3 separate regions of the Mus musculus genome follow, and all the other regions are linked to region 1. A link is a loop called in an ENCODE intact Hi-C map of the cell type or tissue named here. Cell type or tissue: heart. All regions are shown on one strand.

What was found. Hi-C counts contacts between places; a loop is a spot of excess contacts. Peaks named below come from ENCODE experiments on the same cell type or tissue, not always from the same donor. Only the 100,000 strongest peaks of a DNase experiment are listed, where the experiment ranks them.
Region 2: a loop joins it to region 1, with 5 times the contacts of the local background. A loop is called at or near these places in 15 of 42 quality-filtered maps.
Region 3: a loop joins it to region 1, with 3 times the contacts of the local background. A loop is called at or near these places in 11 of 42 quality-filtered maps.

What each region holds. Positions count from the first base shown.
Region 1 is chr19:42,743,196-42,745,695 of GRCm38, reverse strand. The region is part of intron 4 of Pyroxd2 (pyridine nucleotide-disulphide oxidoreductase domain 2); the gene reads left to right. Among named protein-coding and RNA genes, the nearest start is that of Gm19437, 1.3 kb to the left of the region's middle. In heart, a CTCF peak has its summit at 1,273 (motif pointing right); a DNase peak (open chromatin) is centred at 1,265; H3K4me3 peaks cover 254 bases; H3K27ac peaks cover 985 bases.
Region 2 is chr19:42,588,094-42,590,593 of GRCm38, reverse strand. All of the region lies in intron 6 of R3hcc1l (R3H domain and coiled-coil containing 1 like), which reads right to left. Among named protein-coding and RNA genes, the nearest start is that of Loxl4, 23 kb to the left of the region's middle. In heart, a CTCF peak has its summit at 1,166 (motif pointing left); no DNase peak of the experiment used is centred here; H3K27ac peaks cover 347 bases.
Region 3 is chr19:42,660,334-42,662,833 of GRCm38, reverse strand. No RefSeq gene overlaps it. Among named protein-coding and RNA genes, the nearest start is that of Gm25216, 38 kb to the left of the region's middle. In heart, a CTCF peak has its summit at 1,242; a DNase peak (open chromatin) is centred at 1,043; H3K27ac peaks cover 1,059 bases.

The DNA.
Region 1 (2,500 bases):
CCCATCTTGGGAAAAAAAAAAAAAAGAACCGTGGTGCCTTTTATACTGCATAAGTCCTGCATGAAATGAAGAAAACACACAGGCACTGCTTACAAAAGCTCTTTCTAATACAGTGGTTCTCAACCTGTGGGTCCAGACCCCTTTGGCAAACCTCTGTCTCCAAAAGTATTTATATTAAAAGCCATAGCCATAGCAAAATTGCAGTTATGAAGTAGCAAGAAAGGTAATTTTAATGGTTGTAGGTCATCACAACATGAGGAACTGTATGAAAAGGGGAACTGTATGAAAGGGTTGCTTTGGGAAGGATGAGAACCACTGCCATAGAATCAAGGACCAGAGACTACGGACCAGGCGATAACAGAAGCCCAAATGGAGAGAGAGAGAGAGAGAGAGAGAGAGAGAGAGAGAGAGAGAGAGAGAGAGAGAGAGAGAGAGAATGGAGGAGATAGATACAATATCAGAACCAGACAGAGCTTAACCAAAGCCTGGCTAAGGTCCAGGGTCGTCAGTCTGTCTCACTGTAGCTGAAGGAAACTGTATTAATGGAGTTCCAGTTTGTGGCGGCAGACCTGGGGAGGGGCAGAAGCAGCCTCTGTCTTCCCTCCCATCCCCAGGGGATCTTCTAGACCTCTTCCATCAATGCTCCTCCCACTCCTGCTTTACTGAGGAAATCTGCCTAGGGCGAGGCCCCTGAAACCTCTCTGCTGGTGGGAATGACCTGACCTATCTGAAAGAACTCAGCTTCCCCCGGGCTGCTTATCGACTGGTATGGTCAGTCTGTGTTCCCTGAGTGCCTGCTTTGCACCAGGCCCAGAACAGGCCTAGGGACAGGGACAGTGGGGAATCTGAGACACAGCAAGGGAACGTTAAATGAAGGTAGGTGACAGAAAGAAAAGAAAAAACAGAAGACAGTGTGATAAGAAGTGAAGTTCCACACTTCCCTGGTGACGGTGACTCCTTGAAGGGGTGACACATGCGCTGATGTGATCTAGCCACATGTATGTCTGAGAGAGAAAGTACTCTGGTCAGAGGAAAATGGAAGCTGGCAGGCCAAAGCAAGTATGAGCAGAAAGCCCCTGTGGCCAGAGCATCCCACTACAGACTATGTGGGGGACAGAGCAGGGGGAGCTCACGCTAGGACTGTGTTTCATCCAGGGACAGTGAGGAGCCAGAAGAGGTATTCAGTCAGGAAGCAGAAGTTTATAGAAGATTCATCAGTCCCCTGGCCCGTGCTGGAGATGGTGTGGAAAGCCAGATACCAGAGGCAGCTGCTCAGTGGACCACAAGATGGCAGTCTGTGACGAGGGCACAGGGCTGGAGAGGCGTGCACACTGTACAGAGCTAATTTAGCAATATAAAAGATGTCATTGGTAAGGCAAAGGGAGGAACTGAGGATAGCCCCTGCCATTATCAGGAGGAACCAAGGCAGGGGCTGGAGAGCTATCTCCACACTTCAGTTAAGAGCACTTCCTGCTCTTGTAGAGCTCTTGGCTTCAAGTCCCAGCACCCACAGGACTGTTCACCCCAATCTGTAACTCTGTTTTCAGAGCTTCTGATGCGGTCTTCTGACATCCACAGGCACCTGGCACATGATGTACCACACACATGCACCATACACATACATACAGATAAGACAGAGACATATACATACATGCACACACATACCATATATACACACACACACCACACACATGCATATACACACATACACATGCATGCACACACACATGCATACACACACATACACATGCATGCATGCATACATACATACATATATTACACACATTATACACACACATACCACACACACATACACACACAGGAACAAAATATCTCTATGCATAAAATTAAATTTTAAAAAGAGAGCCCAAGGTAGAAGTTTCTCCAACCTGTAATAAAGATGTCTCAACTTTAATGTTTAAAAAAAGGCCAAAAGTTCCCCAGGCCAGACCCCACCCACATGTGGATTCTGCTCTGTGAACGCCTGCGCCTGGGCACTGGTGTGTGCTGGAGCATCTGTGGTTTGGGCAGCCCCTGGAATGTTGGTAGGTCATCTTTCCACATGCTTCCCTAGCACACGGAGTGAATGTGCCATGCCCATGAGAGGGACACAGCAGCGGCAAAGCAGACAATGCCCCCTCCTCCTCAAGGAGACGGAGACAAAATGTACGTGTAATTAACCATGTGGTGACAAGGGCTTTGTTCTTCTTTGGATGAAGAACACAGATCGTGCCAGCGTGGTTGGTGCCGGGTGGGGCTTGCTGATTAGTATCTGAGCAGAGCCCTACAGTGAGGAAGCAGGCCACGGATCCGGACAAAGAAATCTCCAGAGAGCGGCCACTGTCCGTCCAGCTGATGTCAGCTCAGTCTCTGTTGTGTCCGCTGGCCCTTTGGAGAAGCCGACGCGCTGTGAGGAAGCTCGAGAGAATCAAAGCCGACTTTAAAATGTATGGAGGAGACATCCACTTAAAGTGACAATAGTAAAGTAGACTGCCATGCA
Region 2 (2,500 bases), 160 kb after region 1:
GGCCAATGTTAATCATATGATTATAGATTTCACACAGCCACTAAGTCTCCTTTAATCAAATTACAAGACAAAGATTATTCACGAGACAGGGGGATTCCCTGATCACCTTTCACCTGATCCCAGAGGTTAACATTTTTTTAGCTTTCCAAGTGCTTTAAAGAATTGATACTACTCTTGGTTTTGTTTTCTTTCTTTTTTTTTCCCCTTTCTCTCTCTACCTTTCCTCCTTTTCTTTTCTGTCATGCTTAGGATGAAACTCAGGGCTCCACACGTTAAACACAAACCAAACCAAAAGTGTTCTAGAGCAGCGGTTCTCAACCTTCCTACGTTGCGACCCTTTGATACAGTTCATCATGTTGTGGTGACCCCAACCATAAAATTATATGTGTGCTACTTCATAACTATAATTTCGCTACTGTTATAAATTGCAATGCAAATACCCGTGTTTTCCAATGGTCTTGGGTGACCCCTGTGAAAAGGATCAACCCATAGCTTGAAAACCACTGTTCTAGAGACTATTCCAGAAAGAAAAAATAATCACCAGATAAAATGGAGGAAAAGGAGTGATTAATTTTTAAGACAAAAAAATATAAATTGTATAATACATCTTAAATTATTTTTAATATAGAAACTTCATTTTTCATTTTCATTTGCCAGTACATATATACTAGCTGAGAGCAGCAGACCATGCTTGTAAGCCCAGCTACCTAAAAAACTAATGCAGGAGGACCACTTTAGCAAAGGAGCTCACAGTGTCTAGGTAACTGAGCTCTGAGGTACACCTAGGTGTACTGGTAGGTGTCTCCAATATAACATATACAACTTTGTGCTCCAAATAGTTTCTTTTATGCACAATACCAGTTCTAACTTTATAGCTGACAGCCATTCACCTTAATACCAGAAATACATATTATAAGCCTTAAATGATTCTTTTTAAGAGTTCTTATTCCAGACTGACAATGTCTACAAAAGAGTCTTCAAGTCATGAACCAGGTAGATTACAGAAATCAAGGTGAGTTTTAACACTTGCTATCTCAACCTATCTTCCAAATCATGAACATCACTTAAAAAAAAATCTCTAAACTACACTTGACTGTACTGTTAAGGGGAAGGAAGTTGGCTGGGAATGTGAGAGAGAAATTCCTTGCTATTTGGGCACCATCTTGTGGCATCATCTGAATATAGCAACAAAATTACACAAGGCAAAAAAATGAGGATCAACAAATTATAAACTGAAGGCTGATTAACACTACGCCCAAGAAAGAATTCAACTGCAAAGCAGGCAGGCTTGGGTTGGCTGAGGTTCTCCATGAGCAATGCCAAGGATAAACTTATCCAAACTTTGCCAGGACTTCCTAGGAAAGTAGCATGGTTCTGAGTTAGGGAAGACGTAAATGCAAAGCAGCCATGGATGAAAAAAACTGGTTGTGAATTCCAAGGAAAAACAAAGGAATCAGGAAAATTATTTACTAGAACTCAAATTGTTCATTAAGATAGGAAACAAATCAGAAAAATTATCCCTAAACAATAGAAAAATATGACCGCCCTATAATTCACAAGTCCAAAATCAAAAGTTCTGAAAATAGTTTTTATTGTAAAGTTTGTGTCAAAATTCATTTTTGTTAGCAAACCTAACCCGACATGAGGCTTCTACTGTTCACTTCATGTGACTTGTTACATACTTTGCCCAAGGAACATGAGTGCTAATGTGTTTGCTTTTGGTGTTATAAAACATATAATACAGACACTGTGCCATCTTTGTAAAGTCACAATTTTGAAATATGTCTAGTGTTCAATGCTTGCTAACAAAAGTCCCCTAACTTCTAAGTCTCACCTGAGCATGTATATGTGTGCATGTGTGCATGTGTGTGTCAATTCTGGTGGTAAAACATGGAAACAAAGAAGCACACAGAAACAGTGAAACTATAAAGCATATGAAACACAGAGAATACAGGTCAAAGGGGCCTTTCAAGTGCTCCCCTCTGGGACAGGGGACCTGCATGACTCGCTAAGGCTCAATTATCAGGAAGAAATGAGGCCAAAACCCAGTTCTTATTTTTAAGTAGCATACTTCCCATGATCCTGGCATCTGAAAATATCAAAAGAAAAGGAAAAGCATGTGAAAAAATTAACTGAAAGAAACACGTCCCTTTATCAAAAGAAGGCATTACATGACTGGCTGCATGAAAAAGGCTGTCATTAGCATGGCCTCCATTTAGCGTAAAGTGAAGGACACAAACAGCCCAGGCAGCAGTAGGAGAAGGGAGTAGGAGAGACTGGAACAGTAGAAGGGAATGGCTAGCCTGGAGCATTTCCATAAACTGTCCTGAAGACGCCCACTCCAGTGTGAAAGCACAGATAGAAATGCCCACTGAGCGAGCCGCTGAAGTCAGAGAAGAGAGGTGCTGAGGCCTGAGAAGGGAACGCCCCATCAGGCTTTATTTGACAAGAAAAGGGAAGGAAAGAGAAGGGCTGCAAATTAAAGACTTTCAAAATTTAC
Region 3 (2,500 bases), 83 kb after region 1:
GCCAACAGCCCTGAGTCACCTCCAGCTTTAGCCCCATCTCCCCCACGTCCAACACACTCTTCTTCCCAGAAGGGTGGTGGCTTTCTTGACACGCCATGATTTGCTCCAGGATGATATTTCAGTTATTAAAAATATCATGGAAACACAGCTCCCGGAGATGAACTTTGAGGTACGAAGTTGACAGTCTAGAGCTAAAAATCAAATCATTTGTTTTTCTATAACGAGAGTGAGGAGGTAAGAAAAGCACGGGTTTAACTGAGGTTGAGAGTGGCTGAAGCCACCGGAGCCTACGATAAAGTCGGAGATGCTTGAGAATTGGGGCCCGCCGCAGGGGAGTGACCCCCTCCCTATCTACACGGCTGGCTGAGAACTCCCTGGAGGAATTCTAGGCTGGGAGGGAGGATCCCCAGCATGCCCCAAGTAATCCTTTTCTGTCTCATTGCTTCTAAAATGCTTATCACCTGCCAGCGTGCAATCGCTTTACGGAGTGGCTTGTCACCACGCCATTAAACTTGCTCCTATATATTTCTTTGGCCATTTGGCTTTCCCATCTCACCGGTGGGCTTCTGTCTGTGCTGAGCTGTGAAGCTGTCTTGGCTGCTCCCTCCACCCCAGAAGCTTTGCCCCCAAACGTTTAGAAGACGAGAACAGGCAAAGTGACATAGACACCCAATCTGGGCACCAGCACCCCCCTGGGCCAGTGCAGAAGGAGCACTTGAAGCTGGCCTCAGCCTCAGGATGAAGTGCAGGACTGACCTCAAGACACTTCAGAGAGAGCAAGGAGGCAGGAATTCTAACCTCACTGCTCTGAGCAATGCCGCCTCACTTCCTGGCCCAAGTCATCAGGAAATTATCTACTTCCTTTTAATGTCTGGGCCCCACCAGACAGTGAGCTCCCAAGGACAGAGGTAATAATAGCACTGACAGCCACCACTTGTTCAGCTCTTACACAGGCGTGCACTATTCTAAGTCCCCAGTGTCTTTAACTTCACGGAGGCCTCCTTATAGCTCAGAAACTGTGCTGCCACCAGCTTCCCTGGGGAGGGAAGGACACTGACGCCCGGAAGTTTCGTAACTGGCTTCCGATGGAGATAAAAACTCAAGTTCAGTCCAATGAAAGCCAAATTCCTCTGTGCCAATCACAGTGTGAGACACACTGCAGGTGCAATGCGCCCAAGGAACCAGTAGATAAATGGGTGCCTTTTCCCTACCACCCATCAGCACACTCCCCCTTGTGGTTTGAATGTGGAATCTCCCCCACAGTCTCATGTGTTTGAACACCTGGTTTCCTGCAAGCTCTGCTGTTTTGGAAGATGGTGGAAACACTTCAGGTGGAGTCTTGATAGAGGAAGTATTAGGGGCTGCCGTGAGCCTTACATTTTTGATAGCCTTGCCCTCACTTCCTGTCAGCTGCTTCCTGGCGGGTGGTGTAATGGGACCAGCTGCCTTCCCCACCGCACTGGGTCTGTATCCTTACAACTGTGAGCCAAAGTAATTTCTTTCTCCCTTAGGTTGCCTCTTGACAGGTTTTTGGTCAGAGTAACACAAAAAGTTAAATATTTCCTCTTCTTACACCTTGCCCTTGGGCCTGGATGCAGAGGAAAAGGTAGATATAGAACTCGGCTTCCCATAGTATGAGTAGGGAGGGCTTATTGCTTCTTCTACAGCGGTGGTTCTCAACCTGTGGGTCTCAGTCCCCTCAGGATCAATGGACTGTTTCACGGGGGTCACCTAAGACCACCAGAAAACATAGATATTTACGTTGCAATTCGTCACGGTAGTAAAATTACAGTTATGAAGTAGCAACAGAAATAATTTTATGGTTGGGGGGGGTCACCACAACACGAGGAACCATATTAAAGGGCCACATCTTCCATCTTCAGCCCTCTGAGACCTAAAATACAGCATAATGTACATCAGGTATGTCCAGAGCCAGCCACTGTGAGTTTAGGCCTCACCTCTGATGCTTGTCAGTATATAACGTCATACATTCTTCTCTGTACCTCAGTTTCCTAACTATGAAATGAGATATTTGGTTGTTCCCCTCATAGCTTCTGGGAGGACAAAGTGAGTTCGATAATTGTCCTTTCCAAGCCTCTGTGCCCCTACTCTATGATACCCCAAGCGAGGGGACAGCGGCCTCCAAGCCAGAGAGAGAAGGCCACTTCTCCTCCCCACATCTTTCTCTGGAGCACCTGGCAGAAAAGATCCTAAGGAGAAACTGGGAGACCCTAGCGCGCCAACAGGCCCTCGGAGGGAGGCCATTTCTGAAGCAGAGATGAAGTGACTGGGGCCGGGCCTCTGTAGATCAGACCTAAGCAGAGATGCCAGCTCCACCCCAGAAATCCTGGAAGCCAGTTCCACCTCTCTGGGGCTCAGTTTCCCAACATAACATGAGGAGCACCCTTGGACTCCCCCCTCATGGCGTTACTGGGACATTTAAATGCATGTGACTCAGGACAGACTAGAAACAGTGACTACTTGGTAAGGTATGCAGAGA